Regions from separate parts of the Mus musculus genome. Here region 2 is linked to region 1. Evidence: chromatin loops called from intact Hi-C (ENCODE). Cell type or tissue: heart. All regions are shown on one strand. Each heading gives the region's core, and the rest is flanking DNA. Links, peaks and the distances in the headings are about the cores only. Region 1 holds the start of Gm22927 (a small nucleolar RNA gene). Region 2 overlaps Aipl1 (aryl hydrocarbon receptor-interacting protein-like 1).

Region 1 (15,639 bases), core at 4,189-12,188:
GTCCTTTCCCAGACTCCATGCCCCCAACTGGTTATCTATTCATTCCTCCACTTATTCTCTGTTATGGTTTTATTTCTGTTGCTATGATGAAATATTCTGTCAAAAACCAACTTAGAGGAAAAGGGTTTATTTTAAGTTACAATTCCAAGTTGAAGAGCATCACTGTAGGGAAGTCACAGCAGCAGGAGCTTGAAGAAGGTAGTAACATCATACCCAAGGTCAAGAGCAGAGAAAACCCAATGCATAAAGAGTCGCTTGCTTGCTTGCTTGCCTGATTTCAGTTCTGATGCTCTATTTTTATACAATTAAGGAAGCATTAACTAGGGAATAGTGCCTCCCACAGTGGACTGAGTCTTCTTACATCAATTAAACTAAGATAATCTCCCACAGACACACTCACAAGCCAGCCCAATATGGGAAATCCCTTATTGTGATGGTCTGAATGAGAATGGCCCCAAAGGCTCATATGTTTAAATGTTTGGTCTCCAGATAGTGAGTTTATTTGGGAAGGATTAGGAGTGGTTTTGTATACTTCCTACCATGGCAATAATGGACTAACCCTCTGAAAATATAAGCAAGTCCCCCAAGGCTTTCTTTTATAAGAGTTGCCTTGGTCTTAGTGCCTCTTCATGTTAATAAAACAATACCTAAGACACTCACTGAGATTCTCTTTCCAGGCTGTTCCAGGTCATGTCAAGTTGACAAAGCTAACCATCACACACTCCCATAAAGCTGTTATAAGGATGTAATGAATGAACATAAAGTTCTAGAATGTTCTTGCAGTGTGATAAGTATGGCAGGAGCATTTGCTTTCACTAGTCTATCATTAAGTACTCAAGACAGCTTGTTTGATGGTGATGAGGCTCATTGCCTTCAGCATACACTAGGGAAACAGGCTGGTAGGGAATGAAAGCACCTAAGGATAAGTCTAAGAAGAGGCACAGAGGTTAGAAAGCAACATGGGACTGGTTAGTAGAGCTTTATCCTCTCCTCTGCCTCAGTGAAGGGCTGAGACCAGGCTAGCTCAATAATAACATCTTATTACTCCTCTGGACTCTCTATACCCACCCCGGGCCAACAACTTGGCCAGAAAGAAATGAAAATGGGGTTAAAAAAAGCAACACCATCTCAGGTGAGAATCTGATCTGGTGTTAAGCATCCTTCACCACACACACATCACACATGCATATGGGAAACTGTCTGTGGGCCACAGCTGTATTTTAATGGCTCCTCCATGAGATGTTGTTTAGAGGCACTTCCCAGAAGTCCCAGCAGTCCTGGTCTCATGCATCATGCCCATCTGTCCTCCAAACAGGAGTTGGAGGCTTTACAAACATCCAATATGTTGTTCTCAACATTTTCCAGAGTATGGTGCTGTGGCTTGGTGACAAGGTTTGCTCAAGGACAGTGAGGAAGTCAGTGGCCCAGGCAAAATAAGAACCATGCATCCTGAAATCCTCTCTGGCATGCTCCCCCTTTTTCAGCTAAGTTTTCAGTTGTGTTGGGAGCTCCCTCAGGAAGCAATGAGCATATCCCCAAGGCTCCTCCTACTGGGTCTATTCCTTTAACTACCCAAAGGGGGCTTTGGGGGCCCAACTCCATCCTTCCCTGGGAGCCCAGAGCCTTGGTGGGATTTCCCCAGGCAGCTCTGTAGGTATCTCATGAGCTCCTTGCCTGGCTGCCTTTTGCAGTACTAAGCCTGTAATCCCATCCCCCTTCACTTGCTTTTTATTCCCTCTAAAGGTGACTTGGTGACATGGTTCCATGAGGCCCCACCTCAAGCTTCAGTTATTTGTGATTTAATGAGGAGCCTTTTAATTATAACATCTGTTGTTTTAATTACCAAAGGAATTATAATGAGGCTCCCGGAGGAAGCCGAGCCAGTGCAGAGGCTGGAAAAGGATGCTCAACATCAGAAGGCCCGCCGGGTCCTTGGCACAGTGACTGCCACCAAGCGTGACCCGTCATGGAGAGTACTTCATCTTCATTTTAATTAAGCTTCAGGGGTGAAGCAGGCAGCCTCCCCATCTCAGGGAACAGAGCCATGGGATCCAGAAGAGGCTCGATTTAGGAAGCCTTTGGTTCTATAGAGGATGCAAAAGACAGCCCCACCCTCAATTTGCTGAGGCTGAGGAGGCAGCCATCTGCCATTCTGGGGTGGGATGCAGAGAAGCCTGGCTCTCCCTACAGCCCAGCTGTGGGACATTAGCCAGAACCAAAAACCTGTCAGATCTCAATTTCATCCTGTAGACGGTAAAAGTGATTCACCCATGTTGTAGGATTCTCTTAAGGATGTATGATGCCTGTTTACATCCATCACATGTTGTGACATCACAAGCCACCATAGACAGAGGTCAACTAAGGAAATGGGGGTGCTGATTCTGTTGATAGCATAGATGCCACGTTCATGGTGCTGACGTGGGATGTAACTCTAAATGAGAATCAGGCCCATTCATTTTTTCCCCTCTATCCAAGGCCTTTGAAGCTCCTGTCCTGAAAATGGGAAGTCCATCTCCCTCACAGAACTCAGGAATTCTTAACAGTTTGCTATGTTCAATCAAGCGAGTGCAGAATGATGCTGTGCCTGTCCAAACCTCCATTATTTCTATCCTCTCCTCTTGCTGTCTGCTAGGATGCTGAGAACAGGTTTGGGCTTGCCTGCAGAGAATGGGTTTCACACAAAGGAGAACAGAAGCCATTTAAAACTAGTTGCCATCCCACCAGTGTTGACCTCGGGCTAACTTAGTCCACACTGTGTGAAACAGTGGCTTCTGAGGCTGTGCCTTGCCCTAAGAAGTTCCATTTTATAAGCAGCTTTTGACTCCATTTGGAGTGCCAGCACAGAGAAGGGATGGCCCTTCACCTTGGTGGATACACGTGCACCATCTGCTCAGCACCACCTACGAGGCACTGACTGATAAACACCTTACTCCTAAAAGTAAGAAGAGTGCCTTCTATACACTAATCAGGATAAATTGTGACCATATGAACATACACATGAAGCCAGAGAACTTATCAAACTCATCAAACCAAAGAAAGGCTGTGATGCCTCTACATGGACCCCATGAAGAGGAAGAAAATATATGTAGACTTAGATTTTTCAAAACCTGCTTTAATAGGGGTTCTTAAACTCTTCAACCCCCCTTCTAGCCTACCACCCAGCAGAGATAGTGGGGGAGAAAAGGTTATCAGGACATGGGGGAAGTGGACCTGTTTAGGAATAGTTCTTTGGGGCAATTCCAATCATTGTTGTCAGGATATCAGGAGGGTAGCAATAGACTGAACTATCAGACAGTCCAGTCCACTGGGCAATCACCACTCATGAATCAGCAACAATGACAGTTCGATCCAGAAGAAAGTGCAAGGCCAATCGGCCCAAGTCCACAGAAGTGGCAAGAAGTTGCCAGAGTATCACAAGAAGTTCTTTGGCGCGTTACTCTCTATAAAGTCATGAGCAGCAAAGACGTAGTGCAAGGCCAATCAGTGCTAGAGCATCATCAGCGGAGACTAGTGAAGCTGTGCAAACTAAAGCATAAGCCTTGTCCCAGAATCTGTGGTCATATTTATATTCTTTCTAAACATCGTGCATCCTTGCACGTGTCTGCTTCAGTGGAACATCTTCTCACCTGTGTCTGCCCCAGCAAAACACCATATGACATAATGAGTTTCCAAAGAAACCAGAAATTTCCACTTCAAATATATGATAGGAATGGGCCCTGTCAAGCTGTCATCTGGCCACCCAGTATGTGTATCAATGGACCAAGAGAGAACTCCTGACTGTCCAGAGGTTTCTGCTTGTCTCTGACCCACTGTTGATGTGACCTACTTAAATTTCCACTCAACTGTTGACCCTTTCATTCCCCTTGACCTGATCCAGCCCTTCATCTCTATAGCCTCTACAGCCATACCCAACCTACTTCAGCAGCTGAACTCCACCACATGGCTTATCTTAGTTCTGTGCCTTGGTCCTGACTCTGTAAATATACCCCCAAAAGACCTCCAGCATGTTCATTTTCCAATTCCTGTAGCTCCCCTCTGCACCCCTCTCAGCTCTCCTTGTAGGCCTCATCAGAACTCTGAACTTTCCTGCAGCCTCTTTAACTTAACCTTGCTGTAACCTATGGGCTATGCAATGTGTGATTTGAATTAATATTCATATTTTAGACTAAAGTAAAAGAGCTTGTGTTTGCCTCAATCAGCTAGTAAGAAAAATAGACACTACTCAGCAAATTAGAAAACAAAACTAAAGTAGCTGATGAATTTATTGTCATTCAATAAATTCTGAGATTGGGAGAAGACACAATTGTGTCTGCTTATATTTCTGGTGTAGTGGGTTCATCACAACCAGCTTTCAGTCATAATAAGGAGTCCAGACAAGGTTAGTAGAGTTCTTGGGTGGCTGCAAGTGACCCATGAGCAATAAACACAGTGGTTGACAATTCCAGAAAATTTATAGAAATTTCATGTACATTAAGTGGTATGTCATGTATACACTCCTCTGGGCTCTGAAGAAATTGAGAAATAAATGGGAAACATATAAAAAAAATAGCTTCACCCCCTATGAGATGTGGTAGAAAGATGGACTTGAAATTTTGACTAAAATTTGGTTTTCTAACACAATTGAAGATTGTAACACATGGCAATCCAAGTGAGGATATTACAAGGGGAGTTTGGGAAGGGGGGAGAACAGCCTTCAGGCATTGTCAGGCTAGACAGCAAAGAAACTGTGGCCAGAGAGACCAAGGTACTTACACTCAACCATTTAACCTCACTTCATACCTAGTGAGACCTTTCTCCTTGGTGAGGCAGCAAGAACAAGGAAAGGGAAGAGCTATGGACCTACCTGCCCAGGAGATGATGGTGATGATGGTGCTGATGAAGATGATGATGCAGTAGATGGTGGCGGTGACGTGAGACTCTTCCTGGAGAGATATGAACAATTGCCTGTTTACTCAAGGCACTCATGACAGACCACAGAAACAGTTTCACTCAAATCTAGCTTAGTGATGTGGCGAGTTTGTTGATGTTATTTACAGAAATATGAGTGAGGGTTTACACGGGAGCATGAGTGACTCAAAGGCAGCTGCATCATTAAATATCTGCTCCAGCATGGATGACAACTCATAAAGACTGAATGCCTGATTGTGCATAGGTGCAGGCAGCTAGGCTATTTGGAGAGTCTCTTATTCTCAGCAATTGTTACTGCTTTTGTAATCTTTTGGAGGATCCTTGTGAGTATTGCTCATCGCCTGGGTCTAAAAAGTCTCCTTTAAGGAGAAAATGTTTTCTATTCAGAAGAGAGATCTACCCATCGGGTGGTAAAGATGGGTAATAGTGGTGATGGAGAGATGGTTCTAATGCAAGGAAATGGATCCGATGGAGAGATGGTCCTGATGGGAGTGAGAGTGATGATAGTTGCAATGGGAGATTTTGGTGATGGGAGATGGTGGGTCATGACAGAGTGATGGTAGTGATAGTGATAGTGATAGTATCAATTGGGAGATGATGATAAAGGAGCAGATAATAGTAATGAGGATGATGACGTAGAAAGTGAAGATCGTGGTGATGGGGGTAGAGGAGAAGACAATGGTGTTGCCAAAGATGTCCACACTTGTAAAAATGCTTCCCATCAGCAGATTCTACCAAAGAGCCTGCCAATTGGTGGCTCTAGTGACAAGCTAACCATTCTGCCAGTGAGCAGGTTTTACATGTTTACTCTTTGCCAAGCAGGGGTGATGTGTCTGTGCTCCCCCAACCCCCAGAAGTTTATCAAATATGCGAAGGTCCTTAGAATCTACCTTATGGGGTTGGGGATTTAGCTCAGTGGTAGAGCGCTTGCCTAGCAAGTGCAAGGCCCTGCGTTCGATCCTCAGCTCTAGAAAAGAAAAAAAAGAACCTACCTTATACTACAGTGTCCCTTCTGCATGCACGTTCCTCTCTACCTTATACCACAGTGTCCCTTCTGCATGCACGTTCCTCTCTACCTTATACCACAGTGTCCCTTCTGCATGCACGTTTCTCTCTACCTTATACCACAGTGTCCCTTCTGCATGCACGTTCCTCTCTACCTTATACTACAGTGTCCCTTCTGTATGCACGTTCCTCTCTACCTTATACTACAGTGTCCCTTCTGTATGCACGTTCCTCTCTACCTTATACTACAGTGTCCCTTCTGTATGCACGTTCCTCTCTACCTTATACTACAGTGTCCCGTCTGTATGCACGTTTCTCTCTACCTTATACCACAGTGTCCCTTCTGTATGCACGTTCCTCTCTACCTTATACTACAGTGTCCCGTCTGTATGCACGTTCCTCTCTACCTTATACCATAGTGTCCCTTCTGTATGCACGTTCCTCTCTACCTTATACTACAGTGTCCCTTCTGTATGCACGTTCCTCTCTACCTTATACTACAGTGTCCCTTCTGCATGCACGTTCCTCTCTACCTTATACTACAGTGTCCCGTCTGTATGCACGTTTCTCTCTACCTTATACCACAGTGTCCCTTCTGCATGCACGTTCCTCTCTACCTTATACCACAGTGTCCCTTCTGCATGCACGTTCCTCTCTACCTTATACTACAGTGTCCCTTCTGCATGCACGTTCCTCTCTACCTTATACTACAGTGTCCCTTCTGTATGCACGTTCCTCTCTACCTTATACCATAGTGTCCCTTCTGTATGCACGTTCCTCTCTACCTTATACTACAGTGTCCCGTCTGTATGCACGTTTCTCTCTACCTTATACCACAGTGTCCCTTCTGCATGCACGTTCCTCTCTATGTTATACCACAGTGTCCCTTCTGCATGCACGTTCCTCTCTACCTTATACCACAGTGTCCCTTCTGCATGCACGTTCCTCTCTATTTTGCTCATCAGAAGAACTTCACCTTTCCTTCCAGACTCAGCTGAAATATCTCTTGACCCATGGATTCTTCACTGAGTTTACTTCATGGTCATAGGTCCTCCACCTTTAAAGCACCACACACATCCACCAATCAGAACACACATCATATTCTCCTGACTTCCTGTTCACTTACCTTCTCCTGCCCCCTGAGGACTAAGCACATAGCTTACCATCCAGTGGATATATGCATGCCTACCATTGAACCTGACTCTTATCAAGTGTCCCTGAATGGTTGGAAAGTCAACTCATTCAGTCCTACCATTGCCAAAGAGGGAGAGAGGCCTGTCAGGGGGCAGAGGGGTTGGTTCAGAAGAGCTTCAGGTGTCACGTGAGTCCACCTGGATGGAGATGAAGCCGTGCAGAGCAATCAGTGCAGAAATGCTGACTTATCAACCCGGCTTTCTAAGAATTGACTTGTTTCTTTTTAAAAAGAAGTTATTTTAACAAAAAGAGGAAGAGAGGCCTCACTCAACAGGGTATTGACTTTCTGTATCACATTTTATTAAGACTTATCAGAGCTGGAGGTCTCTGAGTCTTCCAAGGGGGCTGTTTGCGCAGGAAGCAGAGTTACGGAGAAATTACACTCAGCAGCTGTGTCCTTTGAAGCTTTTAAAGCAGCCAAGGCCAGCCGGCTCCCCAGTGCTGGTGGTTGGAGGATATAGATATGCTTCATTCCCAGCAGCTATCCAAGCACAGAAAGCTCCTTGCTAATTAGCCACATTAGGTAAATATTCTTCCACTAGATTCTTGTTTAGAGAATAGATGGATGCTGATAAACATAGTAGACAGATGCTAATGAGCATGGCCTTGGAGTGAATTTGTGCTGAGCCACTGCTCTGCATTTAATGGCTTGCAGGATTTAAACATACAGATAGATACACACATGCCCTATATAGACACAGACAGACATGCACATGGTGCTGGTGCCACACAGCAGGGGAAATTGAGAATGAATGAAAATCCCCTCACTGGTACACTCCCTGGTACCAGGATATGTCTTTTTTTTTAATTATTCTGTGTTTTTAACTAAAATTTAATTATATCATTCCCCCCCCCCTTTTCTTTCCTCCCTCCAACACCTCCCATATACCTTCTCTTGTTCCTTCTGGAAATGTGGCTTCTTTCACATTGTTTTATACACACACACACACACACACACACACACACACACACCACACTATTCAGTCCATTTAGTGCTACTCATTTGTAAATGATTTCAGGGTTAACTTGTTTAGGCAAGTATATTGTTTGGGTATTATGGCCAGGGCCAGCTCTCCCATGTTGTTCAGGTGAAGAGTGGGCCCTGTTCTGCACAGCTTTCAGACATCAACATGTCCCAAGACGGCAACCCAGACCAGGGATGTCTGCCTGGCTTTTGGTGGTAACAGATCCTTGTTGCTGCAGGACCACAGACCCTGGCATAGCCCCTGGTGGCAGCACAGGCCAGGATCCCACCATGGTCCCAGATAGCATCACCAGCTACTCACATCAGGCTACTCATACCACCGCCTACCCTCGAGTCTCCAGTCCTGCCTCTCATCACTGTGCGCACATCCTTCTGTTTCTCTTTCTCCTCCATCTCTCACCACTTACTTGTTCCTTCTAGTGGTACCTGGGGTCTATGAGTGTCTGGGGTGAACTTAGGAGTGGTCTCAGGAGGGCTATGCTCTGCTCATGCATTATGGTTTGGGGCAGGGGTTATTTTATCCATGGTCTGTGCCCTCGGGCCTACATGGTGCTGGACTGGTGATCATCTCAGCCTAGCTCTCTGTCCAGGCCCCATGGTGCCGGGCTGGTGGTCATCTCTGGCTCCCTCCTTGCGCAGTCTGCATGAATGCCCCGCCCCCCTGCCAGGGTCATCTATCTCAGGCTCACTTCTGCCCAGGATCCACGGTCCCAGGTAGGATTCTTCTAGTTCCTGGCTAACTCCCCATCCTGGAAGCCCATCTGGGCCTACCTGGCACCTGACTAGTAGTCACCTCAGGCTAGCTCCCTATCTAGGATCCCTGACATCAGACTGGTGGTTGTCTCAGGCTAGCTTTTTTGGGGGAATGTTAGGCTATTATTCATTCAGATGTTTGTAGGTCAGAATACTGAGTATAGACACAGCCGCTCTCCTCTCTGCCACCTACTGACAAACATGTGATACAGCAGTCACACTACAATGCCTCTTGGGGCAGGATGGTTAGATAATTGACTGGGAGCCACACAGTCATAAAAGTGATCAATGGCACTTATACTGACTTGTTACCTTGGCAGGTATCGTCCCCCAGCGACGACTTCCCACCCCCACCCTTTTTATCTACTGATCTCTTGCTTTGCAATCTGACCATTGTTCCTCTCTGATTTCCTGGTCTCACCTTTTCCTAATCACACTCCCTGGCTTTGTGGTTCACATGGAAACAAATTCTACTTGGTTGAATCCCTTTTCTTATGATTGAGCAAGAGGTCCCAAGATAAAAAAACAAAAACAAAAACAAAACAAAACAAAACAAAAAACTGCTCTTGTCCAGACTGTGAAGTCAGCTCTGCAACCTCTTCACATCTCTATGGTACATGCCCAGAGTCCTATGCCGGGAGCCAGGGGAGTCCAAGTAGAACCTAAGGGACACTGTCCAGGTTTACAGACTGATTAGCATGTGACATTGATAGCAGCTGGGACATATCTAGTCTCCCCGTAGGCTTTCTTCTTCTGAGTATAGTTCAGTTATATCTTCCAGCTCCTCTTCTGGACCATCTTATGGAGGTTTGTTAAGACACGGCCTTGGGAGCATCTCACTGCTGCTTTTGTTGCTGTGTTTCTTTCATGGTTTGTATGCTGTTATTTGTTTTGTTCTGGGCCTGTTGTCCTCATTATCTTTATTATTTTATTCTTCCTAGTTTCCTTTTCTCTTTAAGATTGTTGAGTTGATTGCTTGGGCTGTGGGTTAGATGCAGCTGTTCTAAATTCCCTAATAACTCCATTCTGGACTATAAATTACTCCATCAGGAGGGAAGGAGACAGCACCAGACAAGCCTGGTGTGCAATGCTTTCATAATTTTCTACACATGTTTTTTGTTCACTTCTGTTGTGATTTTTTTCTCTAACCCCTGGGTAATTTAGAAGTATCCCTTTTAGTTTCCAAGCTAAAGCTTAAACCGTCTCTTTGTTGTTGAGTACTAATTTTATTGTGTGTCAGGGGTGGGGAGAAAGAGAGACAGAAACAGAGACAGACAGACAGACAGACAGACAGACAGACTGCTAGAGACAGCAAGAGACAGAGACAGACTGTCAGAAATGAAGATTATTCTGAATGTATTGAAACTTCTTCTGTGGTCTGCTCTCAGACCATTTCCCCAAATATCTTCTCCATTTCTCTGGTTCAAATAAATTTGTATATGTGCATGTAATCAAACTTTTTCCAGGCAGGTTCTCATGCATAGCCTGGTTGGGTTTTTGTAATTGTTGTTGTTTTATTTTGCCTTTGGGGTTTTGTTGATTTTGCTTTGTCAGCTTGACAAAAGCTAACATTATCTGGAAAGAGGAACTCAGTTGAGAAAATTCTTCCACTGCATTGGACTGTGGGCAAGCTTGTGATAGCATTTTCTTAGTTATTGGTTGACGTATGAGGACCCAGCTCACTATCAGCAGTGTCACCATGACTTGTGGTCCTGGATTCTTTAAGAAAACAGGCTGAGCAACCCATGACCATGACAGGCAAGCCAGTAATCAGCATTCCTCCACAACCTCTGTATCAGCTCCTGCTTCCAGGTTCCAATGTTGAGTTCTTGCCCTGGCTTCCCTTAGTGATAGAGTGAGTATGACCTGAGATTTAAAAGATCAAATAAACAACCTTTCCCCCAAGTTGCTTCTGGTCATGGTTTTCCTTTTATCACAGCTCTAAAGTCCAAACTAAGATAGTAATTGGTACAGTTCATGAGATATTTTTGTGACATATTTGATCGTATACTTTTGGAAAGATTGTGGTAGTCTTTGAACTTGGGGCTGGAAACGCTGGTATGTGTTTAGAAGTTAATGAACTACCGTGGATAGTTAGAAGACATTGCTGAGAACAACACACATGACTGTGGCCAGGCTTGTGAAGTCGCAGAGGGAAGTTTTGAGAATCTCTTAAAGACTCTCTCAGGACTATCACTGATTTTTTTTTCAAGATATTTTTATTGATTCTTTGGGAATTTCACCTTATACACCCCAATCACACTCACTTCCCAGTCCTTCCATGTATGCCCCCCTAAACCCTTGTGTCCCACCCCCAACAAAACAACAACAACAACAAAATCAAGTTGCCTATATACACATTGGAGCATGATCAAACTCCCAGTAGCCTGCACTCTAAAGAAAGCTAAGTCCTTCTCCACCCTTTACCCCTGCCGGAAGCCATCAGTTGTGGGAGCTACACTTCGGCATCCCTATCACAATTTTTAAGACTTCTCTTTGATGGCTTCTCTTTTAGGCTGTTACTTTTTTGCAGGGTGGAGGGTGGGGTAGGGAAGTGGGGGTTATTACAGAATTCTCCACGTCCCTCTTTCTCAATTGTGCAGTTGCAGTCGTCAATGTCACTGCCTAAGTAGCTTCCTTGCTCTTTACAGTCAGCTGGAACTTGGATCATGGGCTTCCTCGTGGTTTCTGGTGAGAATACAGACCATGAACAGGGCCAGCTGTAATAGGACCATAGACCCAGATAAGGACCTTGGAAGCAGCCTGGACTCTTGTCATCACCCTGGCGTCAGGTGGCAGCACAGTCTAGTCACATCAGTATATCTGCTCTACCCTGGCAACAGCAGGGCTCACAGATATCAATATGGGTTCGGGTTGCACCATATACCATTGCATCTGCATGGCACTAGGTGGTAACATGGGAATTCCTTCAAGGAATTCCAATCCAGAGAGAAAACCATTCCTCATCTCAGCCTCTGTCATCACCCAGACCCAGGGCGTTCAGGGACTAAGTCCACGTCTGTGTGCTGCCGTGCACCACCCCTCTGACCACACTGAAAAATGACCTGTCTCATACCCATCACCCATCCTGCCTCTCTCCATGGTGCAAGCACTGCTCCACTCTTCTGTCTTTCCCACCTCTCCATTGCATATCCGTCCATTGTAGTGGCACCCGCTGGCCCGCATGCCTCAACCATTGACATTTTAAAGTAACAACTACTAAAGTAAAACTGTTCCTTTCCTGGGACAATCAATGCTGACTAACTGAAGCTGGAAAAATAACAAAGATTAAGAAGGCACCAGAATCACTGATGTGAAGTCCTCTGGGAATGTTCCCTTGGGGTCAGCACACAGGAGCTTCGGGGCTGGTGGGCAACTGCATCTCATGCTGGCAGCTGCATTTGGTAATGTATAAAAATTTCCAGGTACAACTGGTTTTGGAGGCATGAAGGAGGCATGAAGAGTAGCTGAGGCTTGGCACCATGAGAGGAGAGAAGAGGGCCTGAGTGAAGGTGCAACCTCAGCTGAAATAGAAGCCCCATGATTGAAGATGTCGTGGAGAGAAGTGGAAGCTTAGCAGAATCAAATTAAAGTAAACACAAAGTCTAGCAATTTTAAGGGTCAGTGTCAGACTCCTGGGACTCACAGTCTTCTGCTTTCCAAAGGGCCTGGTCAGCTCCCACCTCTCCAGCTCTGTGGTCTGTAGCACACACGGCTTGTCTTACAAGCTCAGGCCATCTCCACTCCATATTTGCTGCTGTCCTTGGTGGCTATCCACCATGGTCCTGGAATCTTCAGAATGCTGGTGTCTCTCCTGCAACAGGGCTTCACCTTTCCCAATACCATCTCCTGGGCTTTCTTCAGAGACTCTCATGCTGTCGTGTGATGCCAAGCAAAGTAAGCCCAACTTGGACATGTTGCAGTGTTTATATTGGTCTCAGTCTGGTGGTCATGGACACTGAGGAAGTGGCTTATGAGCCTACTCTGACAGCTTGCTGTCTTAGAACCAAAGCTAAATCCAGTCCACACAAGGGGTCCTCGGAGTGCTTGGTAAAGACAGAGATAGTAAGAGCTTCATCTCTCACTGCCTCCCCTCAAGTCATGATCCAGCCACGCCTGCCTGTCAGACACCCCAAGTCACTTCCTCTGAGAGCACCTTATAACAACTAGTCTTCAGCATAATGGAAACAGGATCACCCTGGCAGACATCGACTTCGTCATCCCCTTCATGCAAGATGAAGCCCTGAGCTAGAACTGTGTCCATAGGAACCTACCAGAGGCTGGCCTTGAATGCTCGAGGCATGGAACATGGTGACACTAGGTTGTCAGACTAGATGCCACCTTTTACAAATCTGGAAGAGGCTGATGGAGACCAAGGGCCAAGGCTAAAGAACATAATGCAAAACCAGGATGGATTTGGGGCCTTCCAGGACTGGTCTACTGTTCCCAGGTAGTCCGTTACACTGTCTTCCTGGTTCCAACTGCAAATTGTAACAACTGCTGATAGGTATTTGGTGGTTTCTTCTGCATGTGACTTAAGAGTTGGTTCCATTGCAAGTAAGAATTCCCCAAACAGTCACAGCTTTAAAAAAAAATGTGCATGTCTTCTGGAATGGCCTATCCTCTGAAGTCCAGCTTACTTCTCCAACTTCCAGTTGGACCCAAGGTGTGGTTCTCATCCTTTTGATATAAGGTGATGCTAGAACCTCTGCCAGTACATTACCTCCTGGACAGTAGGTCAGAGGGGACAGGGTAAGGGAGGGAAACAGAGAACATTGCTCCTTTTTGTTGGCATATATTTATTATACATACTAGTGATTATCATAATTATGGTTGCATATAATTGTGCCATGTGCCTTGATCATAGTCACCACCATGCCCTGCCTTTTCTCCCCCATCCCTCCTTACTAGTCTCCTTTGTCCCCAGTTCACTTCTACCCTTATTCCATATGTACAGAAGTGGTGTTCCCTTTATAAACTCAGGGATCCACAAATGAGAGAGAGTGGGTGATATTTGTCTTCCTGGGTCTGACTTATTTTGTTCAATATGATGGTCCCCAGTTGGATACATCTGTCTCCTTTAGAGCTGGATATATATACACACCATATTTTCTTTATCTATTCACTGACTGGCACCAAGGACAAGTCTACAGCTTGGCTATTGTGAATAGTGCTGCAAAAAACAAACAAACAAAGAAAAAACCCACAGATGCAGGTATCTCTGTCTGTGATATGTTGATGCATAATCCTTCCATAATATCCCTAAGAGGATATACCTGATACCTTGGTCATCTGATAGGTCTATTTTCTTTGGTAAACCTCCATACTGATTTCTGTAGCAGTTGGGTTAATTTACATTCCTATGAGAAGTGTATACAAGTTCCCTTTTTGCCACTTTCTCCCCAGCATTTGTTGATATTTGGGTTTTCTTTTCTTCCTTTCTATGACAGTCATTCTAACTAGGGGGAGATGAAATCTCAATGTATTTTTAAGTTACATTTTCTTGATGCCTAAGGCCATTGGACATTTTTTCATGTGTTTATCAGCCATTTGGACTCGTCTTTTGAGAACCATCCATGCCTTGGCTCATTGATTCATGACAGGAGAGGCAATATTGCTCTTTGTAAGGGAAATGTTCTGGGAACATCCACATGACACTCCCCTTTCAATTCCAGTGGCTGTTGGGTGGATATACAGTGTGCCTTGCTTCAGGGAATATGGCATATGTAGCCTTTCTTCTAGGTGGCCATGAATCCTCCTAAAGCCTTCATTGAATATGAAAGGAGAGAAGGATAAGTCCTGAGGGCAGCCACTGGTCTCAGCCAGTTCCACCCAGCATCTCTCTACCTGGTCTCATTTTGTGGGTTATTTTTCTATCCCTTTCCTGGTGGGTCTGCCGTGATAGTATCATCAGCCAAGAAGATTTGGAAAAGCCAGAGGATAACCCAAATTAGGCTCATAGAATTCACCAGCAGGGCCTTCAGTTGTCAGCTAGAGAGCCAAGAGGTCAGAGACTAGAGATACTTTCTTCCTGAACCTAGAGCCCAGACATGATGTCCATTCTCTACTGCTTGCTCCATCCTTGGAGCGGCTCACTGCACTGTGTATCCCAAAGCCTGTGCTACAGATTAGCCTTCAATCCAAATAACCTATTCCATATCCTTCCAAATGGTCCTTTTTTCCCCTTACCTTTACCCAAAGTTCATCCCTGAGTCTTAGAAATGGATAATGCTGACTGATGTTCCTCCAGATGTCATTTGTCTTAGCATTTGCACATCTGTGTCTTGAACTAGAAAAATCCCTCTGAGAGCACATTCGTTTATCTCAATGCACCTGCCCTACAAATCAACGCTGCTCCCTTCAGAACTCTGTCAATGTTTGCCGAATAAATAAATGAGAAGATCTGGGTGATTCTGTGTGGAGGGAAGAAATCCACTCAACATCGCTGCTTCACTATCCCCAAGGGAACTTACCATTAGTGTTATGGAGTGATAGTGAGAAAGATGCTCCGTGGATCCCTCATTTCTCCCCTCATCCCCAGAAAGGCCAAACAGGAGGTCTTTCTCCTTAGACAGCAGGCTACTACCACTGCTGCAACTACCACTGATCATTCATAGTTGCAGAAGAAGGTATTTCTAAAATTTATCTAATACTTATCTCCCACCTGAACATAAGAGTCACCAGATTTGTCTCAGTCGTGTGACTTTTTCTGGGAAGATATAAACAAGTTCTATTTAACCCAGATAGGAGACTAATCACACACACACACACACACACACACACACACACACAGA
Region 2 (15,639 bases), core at 7,463-15,462, 180 kb after region 1:
AGACGGCGTTGCCACAGTGACCCAGAACAAGGGAAGGAGTGGGCTGCTCACCACGCCCACACATGAGAAGTTTCAGGAATTAGATACAAAGATACCCCAGGGAACTTTGATCATTGGAACCATCCTGGACCAAACACAGATGGTGGACAAAAGTAAGGATGCCCAGGCCTGCCAGAGGCCTTCTTCACCCCAGCAACAGGGTGCTTTCCACTTGCAGGTAGAGGTGGTTGATTAGGGAGATGTACACAAAAGGCCATCCACAAGGATGGTCAGAGAAGTCCATACACTAAATCCCAAGCAAGCCCCAGTCCACTGTTTCAATTGCTGCCAGCCACACATACCCTTTCAGGCAGGGCTCTTCATAGCCTGAAAAGCCTAGGACAGGAAGTCTATAAGATGCAGATACCGGAAGACCCCAACCTTAACCCTATTCTATAATTATTCTATGGCTAAGCCCCTATTCCTGATTCTCTTGTCACTGTGAGCTCCCTGCATCTGCAGAAACATAGTCAACTGTTTAGGCCTCACCCAGTGCCTGGAGAGTTGGCAGAGCAGTAAAGAGTGCATACTGTCCTTAAAGAGAATGTGGGTTTGGCTCAAGTCCCCACTTCAGGGAGTTCACAACTACTTGTAACTCCAGTTCAGGGGATCTAACGCCTTCTCTTCTGGCCTCTGCAGGCACTGCACTCACATACACAGACAACAAACATATACACAGATGAAAATGATTTTTAAAATGTATCTCACCTGTGGAGCTGGAGAAAGAGCTTGGTAGTCTTTAAGAGCATGGGCTGAACTTCCAGAGGACCAGGGTTCCGTTCTCGGTTCCCACACTGTGGCTCATAACCATCTGAGGCTCCACTTTAGGGATTCTGATGCCCTTTTCTGGCTTCTGAGTGCATTGTACCCACATGGTGCCAGACATACATGCAGGCAAAACACCCATGCATATAGAAATAATAAAACAAGTCACATGTGGAACTTATTTTAAATGGGAAGATTACTGAATTACTGAACATGCAGGGTATCACATTGGATTTTCTCCATGCAGAGTATTTAGAAATATTTGGTAAGAGTTGCTGATAGATTGTCTCCACAGCTCAGCAAATCCCTTCTTGGCCATCATTTGCCGAGCCCCCTCTAAGAGCCAGACCCCATCCTGAGCACTTAGGGAATGTAGAGGTACATGAAACAAAACATCTACCTGCATGTACCTCCTAACAAGGTGGGCAGTTTGGAAGCCAGCGGGACCTGCAGCACATCAGTACGGAGCTCTTAAATTCTTTCAAAGCATGACCTCTTTTCACCCAGGAAACTTGGATAGGAGCCAGATCCATAGGCATGTAAAATAGGTATGCAAATGAGGCATTTAATGATGATGCATTATAAAGACATTTATTCTGAGGCAACCTATCGGTGTGTACAGTTTAAGCTTGCACACTGATGATGGATGTGTGGCTTACTTTTACTCAAGGAAATCTTGACTGAATTTTTGATAGTGCAGGACACAGGGCGTCTTCAAGATCTTTCAGAGTTGATCAGCGTTTTACAATCAATGCTGAGAATGTCACTTGGCATAAATACATAGCCCAAAATGCCAATATTTAAGGACACCTCAAAGATTGCTGGGAATTCTGTCCTAATGAAGCCAAACTTCATCCGACAAGTTCTTTTTTAACAGAATTCAACTCAACCACTCAAAGAGAGATTTTATTTTTTAAGGTAAACATTCTAACTCTATACATTCCAAACCACACCTCTTTGGCACATGCTAAGGGAAGAGGATCAGAAAATGCGAACATTCTTTGTGTTCTGTGAGCAAAACTCTGTGTTTCCATAAGAGCAGACAGAGCCCTTTATATGCACAGTTGAAACACTGCAGTGCAGAATCTACAACAGTCTCAGATCCGAGCCAGGGGTGGAGTAGTGTTGGTTGGTGTCATGGAACACTACAACTCTTATGTGCTCAGAGCCAAGTCACGTGGGCAAGGCAGCTGAGCACTGCCAGGAGCACCTCAGATTCAATGAGCATTTGATTTTGAACTAAACTTGACTGTTGAATATTCAGAAACTTTTATTGTTGCCAAATTGTTTGCAGCCCGCACCCACATTTGATTACAGGACCCCACACGGCATGACCCACCGTTCAAGAACTTGGGTGATAAGTCAGAGATAATGTTAGTGTTAGGGGGACAATGACATGGGGATGGGAGTGCAAGGGGAAGATGGAGGCTGGGCTTCAAGGAGAGCAATCTGAAAAGGCAGCTGGAAAAGTCCTGAACCCAGGACAGGGAAGCCCTGTAGGTATCTGGAAGGAGTAGGGCAGAGTGACTGAGGAAGTTCTGAGAAGGGAGAGGTGGACTTTAGACTTTAAACAATGTTGAAGCTGTGAGAGACTATGGGAACTTTTGAAGTTGGACTAGGGGCATTTTTGTATTATGATATATCTACAAACCTATAGGGGCCAGGGAGTGGACGTTGGTAGTCATTGATGAGTGGCACCATTTAAGAGGTATTAGGAGGTGTGGCCTTGTTGGAGGAAGTATGCCACTCAGGTGGGCTCTGGGGTTTCAAATGCTCAAGCCAGACCCAGTGTCTCTCTCTTCCTGCTGCCTGAGGTTCCATTTGTTGACTCCTCACTACCTCTCCAGCATCACGTCTGCCTGTGTGCTGGTGTACTCCTCACCATGAAACTGTGAGCATGCCCCCCCCCCCCAACTTGATGCTTTCCTTTATAAGAGTTACTGCGGTCCTGCTGTCTTTTCACAGCAATAGAAACCCTAACTAAGACAGGAGAGCACCCAGAAGGTCAGAAAGTCTCCCCACCCCCCATGCCTTTGGCCTTGTGCGTCAGTGTGGAGACTCATATGGCCACAGAAAAACCCAGAGGAGCCTCTGTACTTGAACTCCTATTCCAAAAGAACTGCTCAACTGCTGTCTTGAAATGGACTGTCAGGGAGTAGTGGTGAAGAGAGAGACCAGTTATGGGGGCACTCTGTGATATCTGGCAAGGAGAGCCAATGGGACATGAACTGAGGGGACAGCAGAGAGAGGTGGTGATAGACAGATAATGGGTGGTGTTTGCAGAAGCTGAATGGGTATGTAGAGGAGCTGAGAGCCAGGGGAGAAAGAGCCCCCCACCCCGCCCCGCACCCCCACCCTCTGTACAGCCAGCAGGTGGCGCTCTGGGAACTGGGATGAGGAGAGCATCAGCCATTGTGGGCAGAGGATACAAGGTTGTGTTTTCATAGTACTGAGATTGGGAACTGAGTAGATGGCCAGATGGGTGTGTTGAGTAGATGACAGGATATCCACGCAGTCTGGAGACTGGAGGAGGAGCGTGAGCTAGAGATAGCAATGTGGGACCCATCAGTTTATCCCGCTGTTCAAAGCTATGGAGACATGATGAGATCAAACGAAACAGAAGAAGAAAGCCCCAATCACGGACAGGCAAAGAAGGGTTGCCCTGTATCTCTAGCTCAGAAATGAGTCATAATGGCACAAACAGGAAGTATCAACAGACAAAATGGTGACTCCCGCTGTGCCAGCTGGATGGGAGTGTGAAGGAGCTGGGAACGAGGGTCTGGAGGAAAAGTCTGTTCTTCTCGAGGGACAGGAATAGACAGCGCTTGAAGTCTGCAGCTCCAGGCTTTGTAACAAAACTGACAACTGGTTTGGGGGAGGTTAAAATGATGTCCCGTGAGACAGCTTTGATTCCTTACCTCCGTGTGCTAGCTACCTGGCCTCTGCAGCCACGCCCACAGCATTGGTTAGTTGTCCCAAGCCCCAGGAGAAGCTGGGGATCTCGAGCCTGCCAGAGGGTATATTGTTGGCGGTTGGGTGGTGTGTGCATCAGTCACTCAGCCAAGGCAGTGCTTGGCATGCTGCTCAGCTAAACGAGTGTACAGAAGATGCTTGTTCCGTGGTCTGAAATCTCCACGGTGCCCACAGTAAAGCAATTAAATTAGAATTAATGTTTGAGTATCTGTTTATAGAGCTGCTTCAGTTTAAACGCACCCTTTCTTTTATTACACGCTAATTGCCAGGTAGGATATTTTAGAAATAAATGTAGTATATTTTTCTGCAATTCTGCACTCTTTCAAGAACAAAGACCTCTCTCTCTCTCTCTCTCTCTCTCTCTCTGTGTGTGTGTGTGTGTGTGTGTGTGTGTGTGTGTGTGTGTTTTCCTCTGTCAATTCTCATCTTATTTTTTGAAGCAGGTCTCTCACTGAACTTGAAACTTACCAATTCAACTGAAGCCAGAACCCCCAGCAATCCCCCTTTCTCCCCATTCCCAACACTGTGGTTACAGAGTTACATGCTGCTCATGGCGCTCACGCGCGGCCTCACACTTACACAGCAAGCCCACCTATGACTTAGGCTTCAACCATCCGGCGAAGGCCTGGCAGGCATTTTTGCAGGAGACTCAGACCTGTGATTCACCACTCTGTAAGGAACAGCAGGTACCCAGGTTCCTCCCTTCTGGCCCAGCTTCTCCTCTCTCTAAATGGTTCACACTGCACTTAGTCATTTTGGTTTTTCTTCACACAAACCTGAATATGTATTCCCTCCCTGAGTGGATTTTTAACGCCACTGCAGCAGACTAAGGGGAGGGGGGACCACCACTGGCAATGGATGCTCCCTTACAGTCAGATTGGAGCCAAAATTGAAAACTGAGGGCTGATCTTTGTGTACCTTTCAAGTGATGTCTTTTTAAACTAGCAATTTGAAAAATAAAATCCGTCTGAACAATACAGCACAAAGGGGGAGCGGGCTGGGGATGTCCTTATCATTCTAATTAGACGCTTCCTCCTCTCCACTCAGATTTACTCACAGAGCAACTTGGTTTTCATGGGAAGGTGCCCTTACTTTCTTCTCCAGCTTCTCTTCCTGCTGAGCCATCTCTCCAGCTCCCAAAGCTAAGAACAGTGTCAATAAACAAACTTTATACTGCCTAAGGCAAAACGGTGTCATGGCTCTGACTTTTGTGTTGACCCTGGGGTAGGCTGCAAGGCCTTGGCGAGCATGGGCTCAAGGCAGGGTCACTGTTTCTTGCTACCAAGCAGAAGTGCTGACTGAGCACAGTAGAATCCCCTGGGCAACACAATGGCCGTTCTTCTCTCTCTCTCTCTTTTTTATTTCAAATGCCCTGAGTGCTCCAAAGATAAATGGAAATTAAGGTTTTAGACTGTGAAGGGAACCTGGATGACACGTAGGGGGTGGGGAATGGTGCACAGCAGCCTTCCTGTCACCATGATACTGACACAACTCTACCCTGGCTGACTGGGTTGCTGTGCCTGGCACTTAAGTGGCTTTGTTGATCTGAGTTTTTGGCAGCCTGAGTGCAAATGTCAGAACTCCCCAGAAAGTGTCAGGCTTGAATAGAGTCAGGAAACTCACGTTGGGGGTGTAAAATGGTTCATAGACGAACAGCTAGGAACTGAACGGACAAGAAGGGAGATACAAATACAAAATCTGGTGTGAGAATGCATGCCTGCATGCCAGCACATGATAGGCTGAGACAGGGGGATGGTGAGTTTGAGGCCAGAGCCTGAGCTACACAGAGAGAAGATGGCTTGAACTCTATCCTGTCTTAAAAGAAGGGAAGGAAGGGAAGAGGAAGGGAAGGGAAAAGGAAGGGAAGGAAAAGGGGGAGGAGAGGGGAGGGAAGAAAGGGAAGGGAAAAGGGAGGGGAAGGGAGAGAGGAAGGGATAGGAGGGGTAAGGGAAAGAAAGGAGGAGGGAGGGGAGAGGGAAAGGGAAGGGGAGAAAGGAAAATAAAGGGAAAGGGAAGGGGAGAGAGGAAGGGATGGGAGAGGGAAAGGAAGTAAAGGGGGAGGGGAAGAGGAAGAAGAAGGGAAGGGAGGGAGGGGAGAGGGAAGGAGAGGGAGGAAGGGATGGGAGAGGGAAGCTGAGGGCAAGGAAAGGGGAGGGGAAGGGAAGAGTAGGGGAGAGGAGGAAGCAGGAAAGGGAGAGGGGAAGGAGAGGGAAGAAGAGGAAAGGAAAAGTGAGGCAATAAAGATTCAGGGAGGGCAAGAAGAGAGGCAGATAGGTCAAGTAAATGAAAACGACCTGTTTCTGTGGTCCATGAAGATAGAGAAACTAGAATAGAATCCACTGTGGGATGAAACTTAAGCCAACCTTCACCCTGACTTGGCTCTGGATGCTCCTGATTGCTAAGTGCCAGCTAAACTTTGGATCAAGACCCTGGAAGCTCAGCGATAGACTTCCCCATCTGAGATCCATGCAGGTTACTCTTTCTCCTCAAGACAGAAACCTCATGCACTACTGAGACATGTTGGCTTTCTGTGACTGGTATAACAACTGACAACCAGTGGCTTAAAACAAAACACATTTATTGTCATACAATTCTGGGGCTCAGAAGTCCAAGACAGGACCCAAGGAACTGACAGAGTTGGGTTCCTACTGGTACCTAGGTGTGCTGGAGTGAGCGAACTCTTTCCTTGGTTGTCTAGCATCTAGAGCCTGGCTACACCCCTTCTCCATCTTCAAAGCCAAGTCTTTCCCATGCCTCCATGTGACTACTTCTTCCTTCTCTCTTCCTTTTTAAAGACTCTCAATGCATGTTGGCCACAGCTAGAAAACTCAGGGAAATATTCCCATTTTTAAATCAGCTCATTAACAACCCAATACGTATTTTTTCCTATAGATGTCCTAATTCACAGGTACTAGGGATTCGTACGTGGACAATGCTTGTACCTTATTCATGCTCATCACAGAGTGTTTTAGTTAAAGTTTCTATTGCTGTGAAGAGAAACCATGACCAAGGCAACTCTTAGAGAGGACAACATTTCATTGGGTCTGGCTTATGGTTCAGAGGTTTAGTCCATTGTCATCATGGCAGGAAGCATGGCAGCACACAGGCAGACACAGTGCTGGAGAAAAAGCCAAGAGTTCTACATCCAGATTGGTAGGCAGCAGGAAGAGAGAATGACACTGGGCCTGGCTTGAGCATCTGAAACCTCAAAGCCCCCCTCCAAGGACATACTTCCTCCAACAAGACTACACCTCCTCCAACAAGACCACACCTCCAAATAGTGCCACTATGAGCCCGTTGGGACCGTTTTCATTCAAATCACCATAGAAAGCTTCACTATTCCTTAATAACGAGGACTGAGCTCCCAAAGAAGTAGCTGAGCCAGATAGTAAAAAGAGAGAAAAGGGTTTCCAGCAGCAGATAACAGAGGTGTTTCCAGCGAGGAGGGCCTGGCAAGGCCCTCACTCAGCGCCTCATGAGGTAAGAGGCATCTCAAGAAGTGAGTGCAGAGTAGACCAGGTGGTTCAGTGGGTAGAGACCACCAAAAGCCTGACAACCCAGAATGCACAGAATGTGCGAGTGTTGTCTGTAAACTTCCCATCCTTATGGTGAGATGGGAGGTGGGCACAGGAGAATGGCCCAGGGGCTTGTGGGTGAGCAGATGCTTTGTACTCAGCAGGCCCCTTTTATCAAACAATGGTTAAAGATCAGATCACTGCCCTTCCTAACCCTACTCTCTTCTCCTTTCCCTGTCCCCCTGCCTCCCTTCCCTCCCCACAAGCAAGTTTGCCCTACAACGTGACTAGCTTGGCTGAGAGCTCCCCTTCTCCGTGGACAGATATCCACAAACCCATGGCCTCCTCTTCCCCCACTCCCTCCAGTGCTTATCAGCACTTGCACTCTGCCTCCTAAACTCTCTATCATTCTGCCGTTGCTACAGATCACTCACATGTACTGTGCAGGGAGCCCTGATGCCTCTGACTCTCCCTGGCCCTCTTTGTGAGTTCTGGATTTGGTTTTGCTGTGTCAACCAGGCTGACTTCAAACTTCCAATATTCTTAGCCTTGACCTCTGATGGCTAGGATAACTGACTGTCTCGATAACATTTCTGTGTGTATGGCTTCATATAAAGCTACCTTCCCCTCCAGATGGGGACATGCTGGGCTATTCACCTGAATCAGTTCCTCACAGGATCCCACAGTCCCACTGAGACCAAGAAACAGTCTCACTCCTTCTCACCTGATACACCCAAAGCCTCCATACCTAGACCAGATAGGCAATATATATATATATAACCTCATATAGGGCCTCCATACAACATTCAGTGGGCAAGTGGGCAGAGAGCTTACTTAAAGTGCAAAAAGCCTTGGGTTTAGTCCTGCACTACCTTTGGCTACATAGCACATTTGAGACCAGCCTGATCTACATAGACCTAACAATGCATTCATTTATAAACTCATCCTTCTTGTGGTGACTTGGCTCTAGAGCCTCACGGTGGTCCCCTTAGGAGAAGAAGTTGCTAGTGAGCGACCACCACACCCTGGGGAGGAGGGCCATTCCATCAAATAAGTCCTCTTGGCCCAAGTATCCCCTGTGACTGCCTCACAATGTGGGAAGCGGCTGCCACCACCCTCTCCCAAGCCTCCTGCTCTTGCAGGGCCAAAGGATGTCTTTCAGGATCTTCCCTCCCTCTGAACATCAGGCCAGTTGCACATCCCAGGACAGCAGCCTTCTGGGAGCTCCTATGCAGTGGACACACACACACACACACACACACACACACACACACTATCAGCCAAAGCTGTGACTTCCCAGAACAGGAAACAGCGGCCTTTCTACGAGACAGATGTGAAGTCACTAACAGAATGAATACCAAGCTAGGAGTCCATGTCACTTGTCTTGCTTCGATTTCCCCCAAAGGGGTCCTAAAGAGAAGCTATGGAAGAAGCGAACACTGTGCACTGGCCACTTGGAATATTTATCACAGAAAGGGGACAATGGTGACAGGTTGCACAGTGACAGAGCAGGCGGCGAGTTCCATAGCCAGGAAGCTGGAGCTCCCTCGTTCTGGAGCTGGCAGAGCAGGGAGCTGAGATGTTTGCTCTCACCTAAAGCTAAGGAGTTGGGGATACAGAGGACACCTGAGAAGACAGAGGGCTAGGGATGCTAGGTGTGGCAAGGTGAGCTCACAAGTGAGCCCAGAGTGCTGTACATAAAGGTCACTGTAAGCGAAGCAGACGCTGTGCATCACAATGCTCAGCCTATCGAGGTACTTCAATGAAACAGCAAAAGTCAGAGTCCTGTGTGTACAAAGGAGACAGCAGCTCAGAGACGTTAAGCAAATTGTACAAAATCACACAGCTGATTATAAGGTAAACACATGTAACCATTATAGAAGTCAATATGGAAGTTTCTGAGGGAAAAAAAAAGTAAACATTTGTGTTGTGTGAAAGGGGAGAAAGTCAACACAGTCCTTCACAAGAATGGACGAGGCCCTTAGGCCTAATAACACGGACCGGCAAGGCACTGCCGTCGGCTTTGTGGTGCCTTTTAGAAGGTGAGACGCAACCCCTACAAGTTGTTCTGACTGCCACATGTGCTGTGGCAAGTCCCTTCTTCCATCTGAAGTAAATACATGTATTTAAAAAGCTAAAAATAGAACTATCACATGACCCAGCTATGCCACTGGGTAAACACACACCTCAACAGACAAGGAGCCTGCTCGTTCCTGCCCTATTCAAGAAATGGAACCACCCTAGGGGTGCTTCAACAGATGACTGGATAAAGATAGTGTGGCCCCTATGCATGGTGGAATTCTATCCATCTGGGAAGAAAAATTAAATCATAACATTCTCTGGGAAAGGGATGGAGCCAGAGATCATTTTGTCAATTGAAACAAGCCAGACTTGGAGAGGAAAAACATCACACCGTGTTCTTTCACCTAAGGAATCTAGATTTTAAATTGAGCGTGTGTGTGTGTGTGTGTGTGTGTGTGTGTGTGTGTGCGCGCACATGGCCATGCAGCTAGTAAATGTTGAGAGCTGGTTAGGAACCCAGGCTTGTCTGACTATTCCTTGCTCTTTAGCCTCCATTCTATTCTGGCCCTATATGTGGAGACAGAGGACAGGTTATGGTATCTGAGGGGACCCCTGGCTGATCATTATCATCAGTGATTTATAGCCAATGTAACACAGACTGGCAACAGTGACCCCCTTGTCGGAGGCAAGGGGACAGCCAAGAGAAACAAAGAGGAACAGTTATACATAGTTTTTGGAAATCACCGACATGTCACCATGCAGAGTTTGGGAGCACAATGCTACAGGTCAAGTTGTGAGAGACCAGGCCGCTAGGAATGACAGCTCAAGTCTGAAGCCAGGAAGCCTGCTGCCATAAACCCCGGCTCCGAATAGGTTACCGTCAGACCTCTCACTGCAAAGTGGGAGATGCATTGTAAAAAACTGAAAAGATAAAAATCAGCTGAATCGAGGTCCAAAATGCCAGCATGCAACAGTGCCCCCTGCAGGCTACTTGAGGAACATGATTGGCGGGGGGGGGGGGGGGGCGGGGGGGGCTCAGCAGAAAAGCTCCAGAAACACAATCACCCTGTGAACAAATGAGCTGCTAAAAAGAACACATCTTCTCAAAAACAGAAACTCGAACGGTCCATAACGACTGAAACGCATTCGGCATCCCCAGCCTTTAGGAAAATGATCATTGAAACAGCCTCGAGAATCCTTCTTGCCCCAGTCAGAATGACTGTCATCAGCCAAATGGGGTGGGAGTTTAAACCTGTACAGAAACTACAGAAATAACTATCGAGGTTTGTAAAAATAAAATATAAACTAGAGAGAGGAACAGGAAGCCTGTGTTGTAGCTGAAAGGGGAGCCTCTTCTTTGCCTACAAGACAGAACCCCGGGAAACCTTGACAGGTTCGTTTGTCTAGGGCACCAAGAATGAAACTCAATCCCTCCAAACTGTCTGGATGTCCAGCCCAAAGGACACTTCCCATCCTTCTACCTTAACCAGGGACCCCCTAGCCCTAGCCCCTTGGTTTTATAAACTGCTTTAATGAATAGTGTTCAGCTGGAGAGAAAGGCACAGGGTTCCAAGATCATCTGGCTGTCACTGACTCTGACCCCTGGTACTGTCTAGAGTCAGAACTGGATGTCTTCAAGTCCTGTCCTTCAAAATCAAATCCATGGGATTTCTGAGATGACTCCGGCTTCTGACCTGGTCAGCCTGGGATCTATGCAAATCAGACAGAGGTGCCTTCTTCAATCCCTTGCCTGCCACCTACTGGGAACCGGTAAGCACTGCACATATCTAAAGTAGACACAATGAGGTTAAAGGTGGGAAGGCTGGGATTCTGCGTGTGGTGTTGTGTACAACTGCAACAGCCAGTGCCAAGCCTCTCTGCCACATTAGCTGCACCCACCTCACCAGTCTCCTCTCTGGCAGCACTGTTTCTTGCCTGAGCTACTGCAGGAGTCTCAATGCTTCTCTCCTTCAATACAAGCTCAAACTTGCCACAGAAAGATCTTTCTAGAAAGCTGATTTGATCTTTTCCCTTCTCAGAGACTCCTCACTGGTTTCCAAGATCCTGTCTGAGCACCTAGCTTTTCTCCTAAGACATCCTGGTCTATATAGGTTTCCCACCCCACCCCAACCCTGTCCTCGCCTAGACTGACCATAGTCCAGCCCCATGCCCAGCCTACTCTGTATCTAATCTGTCCTGTTTTGTCCCATGCAGCATGAAAGACAAATGCCTCGTCGTCGTGACAGTAACACCCTCTCAGGTGAGGGCCTTCAGAATGCTCTAAAAGGAAAGTGTGGAGACAGCGGTGTGTCTAGAACTCAAGACACTAGTGAGTGCAAACACTCAGGGGACTGGCCTGGGACAAGATCGAGCTTCTCACTCTAAACCTTAGAGGTTCCACCCACTGATGCCTTGATAGTCAGCATCTAGCCTCCAGAATTGATAGGTGACATTCTTGTATCAACTTAAATGGGCCCTCAGGTGCCAGATGTTTGGTGAACATTATCCCTGGCATCTATATGAGGGCATTTGTGATGGGCTGACATTTAAATTAGCCAACTGAGCACAGCACATTACCTTCCTCCTGTGGGTGGGCCTCAGCCAGTCAGCTGAAGGTCTGACTAGAACAAGCAAGTCCACCTTCCCTCCTGCTTGCCTGTCTCGGGCTTGGGGCATAGAACTTACACTCCAGCTGTCCTGACTCCCAGGCCTTGGATTACACAGCAACACTCCCGGTTCCCAGACCTTCAGTCTTGGAGCAGCCCTATACCCCTGTCCTCCCTGGGTCTCAAGCTTACCTCCTTTGTCATGAGGAGGGCCCTTGAAAATCACAAAAACAACTCTCCCTTCTTGGGTGACAAAAAAAAATAGTCTGAAGGGAGGGAAGACTCAAGATAGATGCTCAGAAAAGAGGAATGGCCACGTCAGCTCCTGCCTGGACTCTCTGCATGGCTTATGAGAAGCCTTGGTGAAGGACATCTCGAATCCTACAGCGCAGAACCCAGCTGAACACAAATGGAGGTAGAGCAAACAAAGCTCCTGGCCATCTGATTCTGGTACCTGTGTCCTTCCGAGGATGGTGAGAAGACATTCACGTTCACACATTTTTTTCTTCTAATGAACATGAATGCATTGTGGACAGCACTGATAGGCTGAGCAGAGCTGCAGAAATTGTATTTACAGCCATCTGCCGAAAGAGGGAGCTAACGGGTTCCATCCACCAGTAAGCTTTGTGGAACTCAATTAACCCAAACCTCCACCTTCTTGGTGATGGTGTACAACCTTTAATTCCAGCAGGCAAGAGAGCAGAGACAAGCCCCTGAGTTCTAGGCCAGCCTGGTCTACAGAGTGAGTTCCAGGACAGCTAAGGCTATACAGAGAAACCCTGTCTTGAAAGACAAAAACAAACCTCTGCCTTCCCTACCTAGGGTCTGGATGCCTCATTGGCTACACCAGAAGGGGCTAGAAGGCCTGTAGTCATGACCCCAGCCAGATAGACACTGTGTCTCCCTTTCCTGCCCAGCAGCAGGCTGGACTACTAACTTTCACCAGGCAGCATGGTTATGAATTTTTCAAGGGGTGCCCATGGTTCTCACTGGGGGAGACATATCAGTCACTCACACACACTCACACACACACACACACGCACGCACGCACGCACGCACGCACGCAGCACGCGCCACCTCTACCCTGCAGGTGGGAGCCGACAGCCTTGACATGGCTGAGGAAACACAAGCACTCAGGCTGATCCTCAGATGATATTTTTATTGGTGGTGAGAGGGAAGGTGAGATTCCTTGCTCGTCACAGTCTCTCACTAATGAGAACAGCAGAAGGAACAGAGCGGTCGAAATTAGGCCAAGAGCTGCGCAGACTCAGAGCATGGGAAGTAAGCCTGAGTGCTTGCCTTCAGGGAAGAGGTGGGAGGGGGAGGGAGAGCTCCAAATGGCCTCCCAGACAGACAGTCTGATGCCACCACTCACAGACCAGTGGATCAAGGTTCAACATGGGGCCTCCAGCTACAAACCCAGGCAAGGCCCTGGGAGGGAGAGTCTAGATGTCTGCTTTCAACAAAGTAAGACTGGACACTAACCAGGCTCCTCATGACTGTCATGATATGGTGATGATGCCAGGATTTAGCAGCTTTGCATGGGAAGGATCTAGTGATGTGTGTGTGTTTGTGTGTGTGTGTGTGTGTGTGTGTGTGAGAGAGAGAGAGAGCTGTCTCCAGGTTGGATGGGACCACTGCCATCTTGAATCTGAACTGTGGTCACTCACTCCCAAGAGACCTTCACAAGATTGGAATTGTTAGCATCTTGGGTGGAGAGGGACTCACAGACTTCAGGAGATCAAGGGCCCCTCCCTTCCCTGAGGTAAACAATTGAATGGAGTGAGACTCTTCAGTGGTATAGATGCCCAGGGGACTTCCCCATAGAGAAGCTGCCTTTGAGTGCCCCTTGCTATCTAAGTAACCTCAGAATGCTCGCTTTGGTCTACAAAGCAGAATCCTCTTTTAGTCTGCCAGTATTATCTCTATTTGGGGTGAATAGACATTTCTTTATGCACCCCAGAAAATCATGTAACCATAGTTACTATAGGTAAGATACAGCTCGTTCTTGATTCCCCAGCCCTAAGGTGCGAGAGGAGAAGAGGAAAGGGGAAGTCTGAGGCCATCACTCCTGGCCCTTCAGTAATGCTCCTTTCTAGGCCCCTTAGCCACTTCAGAGCTGCCATGCAGGTACTTGGTGGTGTGGACCATCCAGGCTTCTCCTGGGGCAGCACTGCTGGAGGAGGTGGTAAAGGTCTTCTGTCCTCCCTCCCACTCCACAGTTCAGGGCTCAATGGCCTCACGATACTCCCTCATGTGCTCCTGCAGGTCCCTTCCTCTGTCCTCTCCTGCCTCCTGCTCACCCTAGACATGGGTCATCTACAAGACTCAGACCCAAGTCAATTTTTAAGAGCCCGACCTTTTCTCCTGGGCTCGGAAGGCTGACACTGAGACCTAGATGCCAGGAGCATCCTCATTATGATGGCCCGGGGATCAGGGGATCGAAGAATTGGGAAAACTGCAATCAAAGCCTGCCAGCGGGGAACACACCCGCACAGCCACAATCATGTAAATGTTGTTTATTGATTTTTCAGAGGTTCCAGTCATCCTGAGCACAGAGCACAGACCTCATTTGTTTGCAGAGCTCAGAGTGGATGTTAACCACCAGCGTGGTGGAAGGGAAGTACATCCCGCCCTCAGGGAGAGAGGCGCACAGCGATGGCTGGCAGGAGTCCCCAGAGTCACCAAGGTCAATGACATTCAGAGAGGTTCTATCGATGAAGTGACAAAAAGGGGCCAAGAGAATCAGAAACCCCAAAATACAGATACCCAAGCCCAGGAAAGAGTGGAACCCCATTTGTAAGCAACACTGGTACATGATACAAGTGGCTGTGATAGAGACTTGTGTGGAGACAGACAGACAGACAGACAGAGAGAGAGAGAGAGAGAGAGAGAAACTATCAGAAAAATATAAATAGGCATGGTGGAAAGAGTAGGGGGAGAATTACCAAAAAAAGGAAAAAGAAAAAAAAAAAAGAAAGAAAAGCTAATTTTGTTTGAAAACATCATTATGGTTGTGGGTGCTAAGTAAAAAATACTTTTAAGTTGGCACTGGAGAGAAGGTTCTGCCGCTGTGAGCACTTGCTGCTCTTCCAGAGGACCTGAGTTTGGTTCCCAACGCTCAGGTAGGGCAGCTCACAACCACCTGTAATTCTAGGTTTATACCATCACAAGTCCTCCCCTGGCCTCCTTGGGTACCTGTACACATATGGCAGACACACAGACACGAATACACACACAAATAAAATCAAATAAATCTTTTTTTAAAAGTTTGTTTATTACAACTGAGCTAAGGAATGGTAGTTGTCCTGTGCCCTTTGTTAATTTGAGGTTTGGGGGAGGGGCTTTGATTTTCCATGGGCATCTATGACTTTGATCTCACAAAATGCATTTATTTATGTGTGCATCTATTTATTTGTGTCAGAAATCAACCCCAGGGCTCCAGGTTTGCTAAACAAGCTCTCTACCACTGAGCTATATCCCCAGCCCTAAGACATTAGTCTTAATGTGATTTAATACGGATATGCGCTTAAAAGTGACATCAAAGACCTGGTTAATTGAACCAGGGATGCCCAATCTATGCTTGCTGCACGGGTAGCCCACGGGCTGTGAGAATGCAGAGAAGTCACTGGTAGCCTCCTGGTAGCCAAGAACACCTCCCCTGGGGTACCCTGCAGCAAGAGGAGCAGCGTGCCTACCGATACCCAGTCCATAGCCCC

The links. Hi-C counts contacts between places; a loop is a spot of excess contacts. Peaks named below come from ENCODE experiments on the same cell type or tissue, not always from the same donor. Only the 100,000 strongest peaks of a DNase experiment are listed, where the experiment ranks them.
Region 2: it touches region 1 in a loop (2.3-fold over the local background); 10 of 42 quality-filtered maps call a loop at or near these places.

What each region holds. Positions count from the first base shown.
Region 1 is chr11:71,839,120-71,854,758 of GRCm38, forward strand. Gm22927 (a small nucleolar RNA gene) reads right to left here and starts at 9,087; the gene lies at 8,957-9,087. In heart, for the core only: a CTCF peak has its summit at 9,049 (motif pointing left); no DNase peak of the experiment used is centred there.
Region 2 is chr11:72,013,539-72,029,177 of GRCm38, forward strand. It overlaps Aipl1 (aryl hydrocarbon receptor-interacting protein-like 1), which reads right to left. Exons shown (of 6, transcript NM_053245.2): 6 at 15,179-15,639. It also overlaps the pseudogene Gm23226. Among named protein-coding and RNA genes, the nearest start is that of Aipl1, 16 kb to the right of the region's middle. In heart, for the core only: CTCF peaks have their summits at 10,259 (motif pointing left), 11,076 (motif pointing left) and 12,503; a DNase peak (open chromatin) is centred at 11,049; H3K27me3 peaks cover 1,024 bases.